4 separate regions of the Homo sapiens genome follow, and regions 2, 3 and 4 are each linked to region 1. The links are chromatin contacts, found by Hi-C or POLR2A ChIA-PET in ENCODE. All regions are on one chromosome and are shown on one strand. The core of a region is the stretch at or near the end of the contact, and the rest is flanking DNA. Distances in the headings are between cores, read along the strand shown. Region 1 holds the start of PSMA3 (proteasome 20S subunit alpha 3). Region 2 holds the start of DDHD1-DT (DDHD1 divergent transcript). Region 3 holds the start of TXNDC16 (thioredoxin domain containing 16). Region 4 holds the start of RPS29 (ribosomal protein S29).

Evidence for each region. Hi-C counts contacts between places; a loop is a spot of excess contacts on that map. ChIA-PET counts read pairs that join two places held with the same protein, here RNA polymerase II (POLR2A). Pooled maps may share reads with other maps.
Region 2: a loop to region 1 is called in a pooled map, with 7 times the contacts of the local background. The contact joins the promoter of DDHD1-DT here to the promoter of PSMA3 in region 1. A Hi-C loop is called at or near these places in 1 of 168 maps with a recorded cell type or tissue (CD8-positive, alpha-beta T cell) and 6 of 50 pooled maps. POLR2A ChIA-PET finds 5 or more read pairs at or near these places in 1 of 52 experiments (activated B cell).
Region 3: a loop to region 1 is called in a map of CD8-positive, alpha-beta T cell, with 10 times the contacts of the local background. The contact joins the promoter of TXNDC16 here to the promoter of PSMA3 in region 1. A Hi-C loop is called at or near these places in 2 of 168 maps with a recorded cell type or tissue (CD4-positive, alpha-beta memory T cell and CD8-positive, alpha-beta T cell) and 8 of 50 pooled maps.
Region 4: a loop to region 1 is called in a pooled map, with 9 times the contacts of the local background. The contact joins the promoter of RPS29 here to the promoter of PSMA3 in region 1. A Hi-C loop is called at or near these places in 3 of 37 single-sample maps with no recorded cell type and 5 of 50 pooled maps. POLR2A ChIA-PET finds 5 or more read pairs at or near these places in 1 of 52 experiments (activated T-cell).

Annotation. Positions count from the first base shown.
Region 1 is chr14:58,243,368-58,246,316 of GRCh38, forward strand. It overlaps PSMA3 (proteasome 20S subunit alpha 3), which reads left to right and starts at 1,476. Exons shown (of 11, transcript NM_002788.4): 1 at 1,476-1,574. The coding sequence starts at 1,554. RefSeq lists enhancers at 1,030-1,079, 1,120-1,319, 1,488-2,385, 1,500-1,949.
Region 2 is chr14:53,151,893-53,154,648 of GRCh38, forward strand. It overlaps DDHD1-DT (DDHD1 divergent transcript), which reads left to right and starts at 1,462. Exons shown (of 3, transcript NR_110062.1): 1 at 1,462-1,839. DDHD1 (DDHD domain containing 1) reads right to left here and starts at 1,431. Exons shown (of 13, transcript NM_001160148.2): 1 at 369-1,431. The coding sequence starts at 1,206. RefSeq lists enhancers at 187-236, 257-456 and a silencer at 1,277-1,606.
Region 3 is chr14:52,551,255-52,554,151 of GRCh38, forward strand. TXNDC16 (thioredoxin domain containing 16) reads right to left here and starts at 1,251. Exons shown (of 21, transcript NM_020784.3): 1 at 1,062-1,251. GPR137C (G protein-coupled receptor 137C) reads left to right here and starts at 1,582. Exons shown (of 7, transcript NM_001099652.2): 1 at 1,582-2,337. The coding sequence starts at 1,894. RefSeq lists silencers at 1,772-1,841, 1,852-2,051.
Region 4 is chr14:49,585,129-49,587,916 of GRCh38, forward strand. It overlaps RPS29 (ribosomal protein S29), which reads right to left and starts at 1,252. Exons shown (of 3, transcript NM_001032.5): 1 at 1,157-1,252; 2 at 822-921. The coding sequence starts at 1,218. It also overlaps RN7SL1. RefSeq lists enhancers at 283-332, 931-1,430, 1,303-1,812.

The DNA.
Region 1 (2,949 bases), core at 226-2,725:
AATGAAACATTATCAGGGATAAATCTTCAGCAAGTGATCAAAGTTAACATTACCAGCAATAAAACAACTAACATCATGTCCCTTCTAATGTAATGCTCTGACATGAATGAATACAAGGTCATTTCTGTAGTATTCCTGCCATAAATGCATCACTTGAATCAAATAACAAAAAAATCAAACCTAAATTAAGGAATATTCTACAAAATAAATGGTTTGTATTCTTCAAAAGTGTTCATGCCATGAAAACTGAAGAAATACTAAGCAACTATTTTCCAGACTAAAGCAGATTGGAAACATGACAACTGAATGCAAGGTGTGATCTTGGATTTTCTTTTGCTATGAAGGACATTATTGGGCCATTTACCAAAAAAAAAAAAAAAATGCATAAAGTTGATAGATCATAGTATTGGTAATTTTCTGATTTTCACAATAATACTGTGTCTCTGTGAAATAATGTTCCTGTGTTGGGGGAAAATACACACTGACGTATTAATATTTAGGAGTAAAAAAAATGCTGATGCCCTATTTACAATCGGATTAAAATTCAAACCACTTCAAGATTTGGTCTCCTGTGCACTTGTTCTCTTCCTGTCATTCTTCCCCACTTAATCATTATGAGAGGTCACTCTGACGTGACAGTTCCCAGCGCAAGCCAAGTTTTTTACTGTTCCCTAAACCACTGTCTTTTGTTACCCTATTTTAGTTTAAATATCACTCACTCAGAAAGTCATTCCCTGAGCACACTGCCTAAAGTTAGTACCTCCATTGTCTATTAAAGCACTCTTTCTTCTTACTATTTTGCTTATTTATTGTTACCTATTTATTCCCACTGAATGGAAATTACATTAGAAATGGGGGTATGCTCTGTTCACGGCTTTTTCTTGAACACGTGGAATATACTAGCGCTCAAAAAATATCTTTAATCAGACTTATCTTTAACTCTTACCAAAAAGCGTTATACTCATAGAAAGAGCACTAATACTTCCGTAAAATTCTAAGCTGAATTCAAAGACGATACCCTTTAAGTGAAACTTCACGAGAGCCTGAGCACAAGGAGGTGAAGTGGATGCCATCAAGATTCTGGGTCAGGGTCGGGACGCGGAGGAAGACAGGTTACTTCGCGCCTACTGCTTTTTCTACTTTTTGTGAGAGTATACCAGCATCTCTCCCTTTGGCTTAAAGAAAGAATAAAGTGAGGAGAGAATAATAATATAAAAGATAAATAATAATTCCAAGGAAAGGAATAGAGCAGCTTCTCAGATACCACGACGCCAAGCGGCTCAAAGTACGCGAACCGAAGGAGGAGCCTTTGCTTTCCCCAACCCCGCCTCCATTGCTTCTGCACATGCGCGCCGCCAGCCTCTCGCGGCCCGCTTTTTTCCCACAATACTCCTCGTCCTGGGGGCCGGAGCCGCGGAACGAGCCACAGAGAAAAAGGTTATTGGTTGGCAGTTCAGCCAATGAGCGGGCCTGTTACTAGTTTGCGGCATCCTGTGGTATAGGGGAAGCGCTCCGGGCCTGGAATCCCTACGCGTCCCTTTGGGTTTAGCACGATGAGCTCAATCGGCACTGGGGTGAGTTCGCTGTCTGTCGGTGTAATAGTTTAACCTAAGGATTGGGGTTGAAGGGAACTCGGACAGACCACATGGGGTTCGCGGACCCGGGGTGCTCTGAGACCGCCTTCGGCTGGGTGGGCCATTTGCAGCTGTTTGGAGACCGGTCGTCTTTATCCCCTATATGCTAGGCCTGCGTCTCAGGTGACCGTGACTCCTGAAGCTTTTCAGCGCAGGTGTAGCCGGCTTGGCGTCGCCGCAGTGAGGTTTGGAGCCGCTTTGGATTGCTGAGTCACTTTCTTCAGCCACTTAGGGAAACCGAAAGTGGAAACTCGTGGGGCTTGAAATAGTGTGTTCTCTTGAGAACCACCGAGGCAGTGAGATTTGGGATTCCGGGGTCTGGAGATCGTGCTTTTTGTGGACTGCGTTTGCAGTTCCTAGGGTGCTGCTGATTCACAGGCCTTCTCTGTCTTTAAGTGTGCAGATCATTGACCGCTCAGTTTAAGAGTCACTGGAAATCCTGTCGGAACAGAACTAATAAAAATGGTCTGAAAAACAATCTGATGAATCCTTCAGTTTTTCCTTTCTCGTTTTTCCTATACAAATTACCTAACAGCGCTTGTAGGCATTTATTCCGTAAACGTTTAAATGGTTACTTAGGAACTTAACAGCTTCAGACTTTTCATAGACTGTTGAGGATTTTGCAGTGGGACTTGTTAACTTGTTTGGCTTTCCTTTGTTAAACGTATTGCATATGTGCAGTCAGTTTACTCCTTTTATGTACTTCTCTATATAGAAAATACAGTTTCTAAAAGATTTATTGGTTATTTGCACTAGAGTTATTGAATAATGAGTTTCTCAGTTCCTCAATTTCTACTTCTTAACAAGATTCTCATGCTCAGCCTTAAGTTCAAGTACCGGTGTTCTAAATTTGATAATAGGCAACTTATGTCTGGAATGGTTTAATCCATTCAGTTATGAATGCTAAAGTTCTGCCATACTTTTCTTGGATAAGTAAATGCTCAATATTAAATCTTGTAGCAAACTGACTTTGCAATTATATTAATATTACCTTGAATTAATAGTATTTCATTCTACAAACCTTTTAAAGAATACTTGATAATGTAACCATGTGGGATATTTTAGTAACAATGGTAGGGTTAATGATCTGGGTTTAACAGATCAGGAAACAGACTCAGAAAGTACCACTGCTGAAGGCTTTTCTTCTGTCTTCATTTCTCCCAAGAACTCCAGATACGAATATTTGTTTGTCTGCTTGACATGTCTGTTCACTTGATCGTTTAATAGTCATTTCGTACTGCATGTGAAAGTAGAGCTCTGGGTTTTCTCCTCACCTTGCCATTTTGCATCTACTACAGTCTTCAGCTCAGTGAAT
Region 2 (2,756 bases), core at 212-2,711, 5.1 Mb before region 1:
CTGTTTAGGGTAAATGAGACAGAACCAGATCCCCAGGTGGACAAAGCTGGTAGGATCACGAAATTAAACCTCGGGCTGCGGATCCGGTCCTGGATCACTTCCAGGGGATGGCAGCAGCACCCGGCTCACCCAGGAGGCGCTACCCCCGAAGGTATCCAGTCCTCCTGACCCCAGGCAGCTTGGGTTTTGCCATCTGCTCGTTTACCCTTCAGCTGCCGACGCTCCCTGCTCAATCTCCATCCTGCCCCAGCCAAACGCCAGGCCTCACGCGCCTCCCTCTTCGCGGCGACCAGTCCCAAACCCACACCGGTGCGCATCGGCCCATGCAGGGGCAGCCCGTCCTGCCCTAACCCCGGCCCGCTACTCACGGTTCCAGTACACCGGGTAGCACTCTCCTTGGGTCACATCCACCTCGTAGAGGCCGCCCCGCACGCACACAGGCTCGATGTTCACAAGCTCCACCATCTCCGGCTCGTGCCCCGTCGTACTCTGGCAGAAGCCGCAGGCGCGGTCCTCATCGTCATCTTCTCCGGAACTGGAGGCTGGGCCCGTGGGGGAGCACACATGGTCGCCGTCCCGGTCCCCGCCCTGGGGCCGGGCACCCGTGGTCTGCAGCAGGGTCCGGAAGGCGAGCTCGATGCGGAGCGAGTCGTAGCCGATGAAGGGCTTCCAGGTCTTCTTGTCCTCCTTGTAGAACCAGCGTACCTCCTCCGGGCCCAGCTCCGTCACTACCTCATAGCGGTGCCGGGCCGCCGGGCCGCCAAGCCGGGTACGTTTCCTTTCCCCGGGGGACCCTCCTGTCGCGCCGCCGCCCCCCGAGTTCGTCGGGACCAGCGGAGGCTGCTGCGGCGGGTGCAGCGACAAGGAGCTGCCGCCGCCGCCGCTCTCACCCTCGCTGTAGTAGCGCAGCGAGGAGCCCGACTCGGCGGAGCTGAAGTCATAGTTCTCGTCACTGAGGCAGGGGTCCAGCGCGAGGTGGTGGTTGTGGTCGTCGGTGCCCGGCGCCAAATGCAGCCCGGGTTCCCCGCGCAGCAGGGCCAGGGGCACGTCGCCGTCGTCCGGGTCCCCGCCGGGCAGGTGCTCGAAGCAGCAGACGCCGCCGCCGAACGCTGGCCTCGCGTCTGAGCCCAGCTCCCAGGCGCCGCCGCCGCCGCCTCGGCCGTTATGCTCGGGGCTCCGTGGGGACCCGCGGCCCGGGTAATTCATGCTGTGGAGACGCCGCCGGCTGTCCGGCGGCGCGCGGAGCCGTGACCCCCAGCGCTTCCGCCACACATTCAACGCCGCCGCCCTCTCCACCCGAAGTTTCTAATCTTTCAAATCCCGACCCGAGCTGCGGCGGCAGCGGCGACCGCTCCGCCCCCACGAGACCCGCAGCCGCCGCAGCTGCGTTCTGCCGCCGGCCCCATTGTCACGCAGCCCGACGTAGGCGGTGCTTCGGCCCCCGCCCCGCCCCCCGGCCGCGTGCGCCGCCCCGGAAGCCCGGGCTGCACCGGCGCCGCGCGCGGGGTTCCCCCCTGCCCCTCTGGCTGGGAGGGCAGGGTGGTGTCAGGTCGCCCGCCGCTCTTGGGCCTCCTCGGCTCCCTTCCTCCTTCCTTGCGGTCTTCATGCACAGCTGCCTCGGTCCCCCGCTTCTGGAATTCACAGCCCAGATGTGGATAGGCTTTACCCCACTCATCCTTACAATGTGGGTCATGAGCCCAGAGCCTTAAGCTACGTGTTAGGAGGGCCCCAGGATGTAGGATTCAGCATTGCTCTTTTTGACCTTAGGCCCTACTGCGGCCTCGCCTGGACGTTTTGTCACCTGGCCCTGGTGCCTCCAGACAGAACCAGGACGCATAGGTGGGTGGATACGAGGGCACTCCACCCCACACCCATCACTCACCTTGGTGTCACCACTCCCACTGGGAAACTGGAATCTAAACCTTGCTTCATATGCCATCTCATATTATTACTTATCTTTTGATGCTTGGATTTCCTGTTTTCTCAACCTCATTGCTAGGCCCTTGATGGAAACCAAGTCCATGTCAGCCTCTCCCACACAGTGGGTGCGCAATCAGTCTTAGTTGATTATAATGATGTCAAGTCCAACCAGCTGTGGTAAAGAGTGTTCGATTGAGAGGTAGAAAACAACCAGGTTCTAGATTTAGCTTTGCTAACCATCCACAGGCAAATCACATAATCTTCCTGATCTTTTTGGTTTCCTCATCTGTAAAATTAAGATTCTTGGACCAGATGATATCTAAAGTTCCTTCTAGCAATGGAATTCTATGAACTTTAAGGTTTCTTCCAGATTTTTATGCATCTCTGATTCTGTAACTCATATTCTGGGATCAAGTTGAATACAGAGGCTCCCTTATGTGGGTCTTTTTTATTTAAAAAAAATTATTTTGTAAGCACATCACCCTATGTTGAGAATCCAGAGAAAAACCATCTCCAACCTCAGTGTTTTCATTTTAAGAATAGACAGTCTTCACTATTTCTTTTACTCTCTGGTGGAATCAGATTGGTAGGGCAATTTTTCTTGCTCCTGAGATGTAACCTGTCAGACATTATTACTCTGTCATTATTTAAATCAAGACTATCTGAAGTTTGTACAGGGCCTTTGTAGGAATTTGAAAAAAGGCATTGCTTCCTGTGGGCAGATACAGAGCGGTGTTGGAGTTGATGGCTTGTCAAGTAGAATACAGGCTGGATTTTCTGCCCCAATTAGTGCCCTTAGCTGGTTAACCTTGTGCAGTGAACAACCTATCCAACTG
Region 3 (2,897 bases), core at 1-2,500, 5.7 Mb before region 1:
GGGCAAAGCATATGACAAAGGCCAGCCTGGACAATATAGTGAAACCTCGTCTCTACCAAAAAAAAAAAAAAAATCAGCCGGGCATGGTGGCTCCAGTGCCTGTAGTCCCAGCTACTTGGGAGGCTGAGGTGGGAGGACTGCTTGTGCCCAGGAGGTGGAGGTTTGTAGTGAACTGTCACTACAGCCTGGGCGACAGAGCGAGACCCTGCATGAAAAAAAGGAAAAAAAAAAAAAAAAGCATAGGACAAAGGATGGTGAGGTAAGAAAAGCTGGGTCTTTGTTGCTCCAATAAACGTAGCAATGTCTTTCACAAGGATACTGAATTCGTAATGTGCTGTGTATTCTAAAGAAAACAAATTATTTCCTTTTAATTTTGCACTACTTGCTAATCTTATTTCCAAATAGGAAAAAAAAAAGTCAACAACTATGTGCCGGCCCAATATACGTTAGTCGATCTGATTATTCCTCGGTTCTTCACAGCAGTAACACAGCATGTATTTTCTCTCTCAGGCCCAGGAATAGCGCCACCATCTACCATACACAGGTCCAAGGCTTCGATACATGTGGAATTTAAACAGTACAGAATATTCTACTTCCTCTCCAGGCAATCATCATACTTACAAGTCTGTTTCTGCCTTTTTCCCAAAACTTAAGCCCAGAGCATCTTCCCAAATTCTACGTTTGAAAGAACCAGCTTCCCCCTGCTCACAGATCGCTTCAACATCCATCTGATACTACTACTACTCTTCCTTAAGAGACATTTCCCTTGGCCTTGGGAGGAAAGGGTCTTTCACTTAAGAGCTCCGATTCTCCCCGTCGCCCCTTTCCATCCCCTCGACCCACAAAGGGCTCCGGTGTTTCCCGCCGTTCATGCAGCGAAAAGAGAAAGCAAAATGCCCTCAGGAGGCTCCAGGTGAGGCCCTTCGGTGCCCCAGAGACGGGTGTCTTAAGTCAGACTCCGGAGCTGTGCAGTGCAGCCCTGGCTACAGAAAGCTGCTTCGTCTGAATCCCCGGGTCTGCAGGCAGAGCCCACAGCCTGAAGGGCCAGCGCTGTCACCTACCTGCCCGGGACCTGCGGGCGGGGACCTGGGCCGTTCCCGAGGCCGCGCGGCCAACAGTTCCCGCCGCCACGCGACGGAGGAGGAGGCAGAAGACGGGGCCGTGCCAGACTAGCCGGGTAGCCTGGAACCACTTCGCCAACCTGCAAAGGCGTAGCACTTCTCCCTCCCAGCCTGCAGCCGCCACCGACTCGGCGGAGTCGGCCTCCTGGGAAAAAACAACCTGCGAAGCTCCTCCTTCTCCTCGTGCTCCCTACGCGAGGCACTCTCTAACCAATGGGAAACGTGGTGGGCGGAGCGAGAGTGACAGACGATTACAGAGTCCTCCCGCCGGCGCGAACGGGCGGTGCAGTAGCAGGGCCAATCAGCAGCGTGGGTGGGAAGTACAGGGGCGGGAGAAAGTAGGGAAATTACGCGCCCAATCAGATCTCGGGGCCCTCGAGCGACGGGTCCTGCGGCCCGTGGCCTTCCGAGCGCGGCGCTCAGGGGGCGTGCCTGCCTGGGCCAATCGGCGCGAGCCCACAGTGCGGAGCGAGCGCCTCAAATGCTCGGGTTTCTCAGCTGATTGTCTCCAGCCGAGAGTTGTTTTTTGCAGCTACGGAGCCGAGCCGCAGCAGGAGGAGCCGAGACCCCCGGGGGGTGGGGGGAAAGAGGAGGCGGGGTCCGGGGGAGCCGCGGCTGCTTTGCGCTGGACTCCGGGTCCCGTCACGGCGCTTCCTGGGGTTAGAGGCTGGGGTGGGTGGGGGGTAAGGGGGCAGTCCTTCTCCCCTTCGACGGCGGCTCCGAGTCCAGCCCCTTCCTTCCCGCGCTCGCTCGCCCGGCCCCCAGCCCCCTCATGAGGGTGTCCGTGCCGGGTCCGGCGGCCGCTGCCGCCCCCGCAGCCGGCCGCGAGCCCTCCACGCCCGGCGGGGGCAGCGGAGGCGGAGGCGCCGTCGCTGCAGCCTCAGGCGCCGCGGTGCCGGGCTCCGTGCAGTTGGCGCTGAGCGTCCTGCACGCCCTGCTCTACGCCGCGCTGTTCGCCTTTGCCTACCTGCAGCTGTGGCGGCTGCTCCTGTACCGCGAGCGGCGGCTGAGTTACCAGAGCCTCTGCCTCTTCCTCTGTCTCCTGTGGGCAGCGCTCAGGACCACCCTCTTCTCCGCCGCCTTCTCGCTCAGCGGCTCCCTGCCCTTGCTCCGGCCGCCCGCTCACCTGCACTTCTTCCCCCACTGGCTGCTCTACTGCTTCCCCTCCTGTCTCCAGTTCTCCACGCTCTGTCTCCTCAACCTCTACCTGGCGGAGGTAAGGCGGGAGGGCCGGCATGCGGGGCCCGGGCGGGTGCGCGGGGCCGCCGGGATCAACTCCCGCTGAGGACCAGCGGGGGCGGGGGGTGGGCAGCGAGAGGCGGACTGGAAACCAGCCTGGGGAAACTGAGGCACACCTGGAGTGTGAGCCAGTGTTTTCGCCTTAAACTTAAGTGGCTGATTGGCTTGATTACTGAGGGGTTCGGGCTAGGGGGTGAGTGAGTGAGTGTGTGTGTCTGACAACTTAAAACAGCAACGGAACGAACCCTTTGTTCGGTGTTCTGGCCCTCCGAGGTAAGGCGTTGGTGGCACCAACAAAGTGGCATCGCAAGAAGTAGCAGCCCCGGTGGCTCTGCCGAAGCCGGACTGTGTTGAGGGAGGTTGGATGCTGAGGTAGCAGCAGCTCTGCTGAAGCTGGACTGCTGCCAGCCATTACGTCACCAGGCAGAGCTGTTCCTCTGCTATTGTTGCTGCGTTTCTTTTATTAGAAGCTTATATTCCCTCCTGCATCTCCTTTCCTGTGGCTCGATAAGCCTCACATAAATTTCGTTCGATAGT
Region 4 (2,788 bases), core at 2-2,501, 8.7 Mb before region 1:
GGAGGCCGAAGCAGGCGGATCACGAGGTCAGCAGTTCGAGACCAGCCTGACCAACATGGTAAAACCCCGTCTCTACTAAAAATAAAAAAATTAGCCGGACATGGTGGCAGGCGCCTGTAATCCCAGCTATTCAGGAGGCTGAGGCAGGAGAATCGCTTGAACCGGGGAGGCGGAGGTTGCACTGAGCGGAGATCACGCCATCGCACTCCAGGTTGGGTGAGTGCGACTCCGACTCAAAAAAAAAAAAAAAAAAACTTGGGGTCAGCGGTTAATACATATATTTGGTTAGAAAATATCTAGGTACAGCCGCGCGTGGTGGCAAGAGCCTTTAGTCCCAGCTACTCGGGACGCCAAGGCAAGAGGATCGCCTGAGACCAGGAGGAGTTCGAGGCTGCAGTGAGCCGTAACAACGCCACTGCACTTCAACCTGGGCGACAGAGGGAGACCCTATCTCTAAAAAAAAAAAAAAGAGAATAGGTACTTACAAGATTGATAAATGAAACAAATGTAAAACAATTTTAGTGGCTTCTCTAAAGTGAATTTCACCAAACACAATACACGGCACCTAAAACTGGCTAAGCTATCTAGGTAAAAAAGGGAGTAGGAAAGACTAAGTCCTTCACCTTCTCCATTCTATTAATTTGATTGCCCAAACCATCAACACTGTCACCAGCTACCAACTAAAAAAAGAGGAAAAGCTCTTGGTCGAATGCTCAGAATTACCACTCCAGGGAAGATCTGTCCGTTTGTCTTTCGCGGAAAAAATAACCCCCACAACCTTCTCTGCCCAAACAACATGGAGTACGCCTGCAGACGCCTACCTTAATGAAACCGATATCCTTCGCGTACTGACGGAAACACTGGCGGCACATATTGAGGCCATATTTCCGGATCAGACCGTGCCGGTTTGAACAGACACGACTGTAAGAAAAGAGACAGCGGTTTTGCAGGTCATAGAAATTACAAGACTCCGCACTCAGACGGCTACTACCCGCATCCCGGGACTCCCAAGCCACAGTACAGGCCTGTAATGGCGGCACCAGCGACTCCCAGTCGGCGTGCTCCCTCGTGCCGCCCGTGGCCTCCTCTACTTGAGATTTTAAGCAGCCTAGCGCTCCACGGCAACGCTTCCCCAAAATCACAAACTATTTCTCACCAAGAGCGAGAACCCTGGCCGAATTTTCGCGGGTGGCTCCAGTACAGCTGCTGGTGACCCATCTTGCTCTCAGCAGTGCAACGAGGTAAAAGGAAGAAGCTGGCCCACGCATGCGCTCTTCAAATTTTTGAGACAGTTTACCCAGAATGCAGTGCTCAAAGGAAACGCGTGCGCAGTGTGGTCAGGTTGTTTCGCTGGGTGAGTAAAATGAAATCTTAGAGGCGTTGTGGGCTGGCCCAGTTGATGACGTCACCATACCACAGCTTCTAGTGCTATTCTGCGCCGGTATCCGACCGCCGGGCGCGGTGGCGCGTGCCTGTAGTCCCAGCTACTCGGGAGGCTGAGGCTGGAGGATCGCTTGAGTCCAGGAGTTCTGGGCTGTAGTGCGCTATGCCGATCGGGTGTCCGCACTAAGTTCGGCATCAATATGGTGACCTCCCGGGAGCGGGGGACCACCAGGTTGCCTAAGGAGGGGTGAACCGGCCCAGGTCGGAAACGGAGCAGGTCAAAACTCCCGTGCTGATCAGTAGTGGGATCGCGCCTGTGAATAGCCACTGCACTCCAGCCTGGGCAACATAGCGAGACCCCGTCTCTTTTGAACAATAAATACGTTAATTTTGGACTCTCAAGAGATGAATATTCTCATAGTCTTTTTTATTGATTAAACCTTTTACTTTCTTTTAATTAAAACGTTACACTTGGGAAAGGAGTTTTTCCTCGACTCACCAGTGACACCTACTGGAATAAATTTACAAAACAACTTAAAATCAGCTGTAATGATCACGAGTCAACGGTAGGGTTTGCTTTTATTTTGTTAAAGAGAGTACGTTTTCAAATTTATTTTTTTGACACACTCCTCCAAGAAATACACCTACACCATTCCAAAAAAAAATGAGATTCTTTGGCATTTAGTGTATTTGATTCTTAAATGTAATTGGCTGAATGTAAAGTAATAAACAAGTAATGTGCAGTGTATGTTGCTTTGACCAGATAATTTGGTGACAAAACAAGTAATGAAAAGCAAATGCAAAAATGCAAAAAACCAATGTCAATAAACGAATTTCTGCTGAAAGATACCTACATTCCATATGGTCATTTATAATGCCTCCAGATAAAACTGCTCTGAAATCAAAGCTTTAACTAGATTTATAAAATGTAGCACAGGGTGCAACAATTCCAGAAACTTTTACATATAAACTTTTATAAATTGAAATACAACACTTCTTTAAGGTATGTTATGTCAGGGTTCTAGTGGGGTCCCCCTACCCAATCATTAAGTTAGGCATTGTATTATATGATTAAGGAAGGAGGGGAGTCAGAGATTTGTAAACTAGATATAACTTGCTCCTTGCCCTCAAAATTTTCTAATCTGTGGGAAACAGGATTATCTCCAAGACTTCAACATACAACGTTTGTGCACCAACAACATATGTACAGCTAAGGAAAATATTCTGTATTAAATCATGGGTGTGCTCATGAAGTACGAAAGGAGCCAAGAAGAGAAATTAATTCCAGTTCGAGGTACATTTGAGAGACCTTTGAGGTAGACCTTGAAGAATGGGATTTCTACAGGCAGCACTTGACAGAAGGGAATGCCTGGTGAAAGGAAGCGCTTGAGCCAAGGTAAGGTGA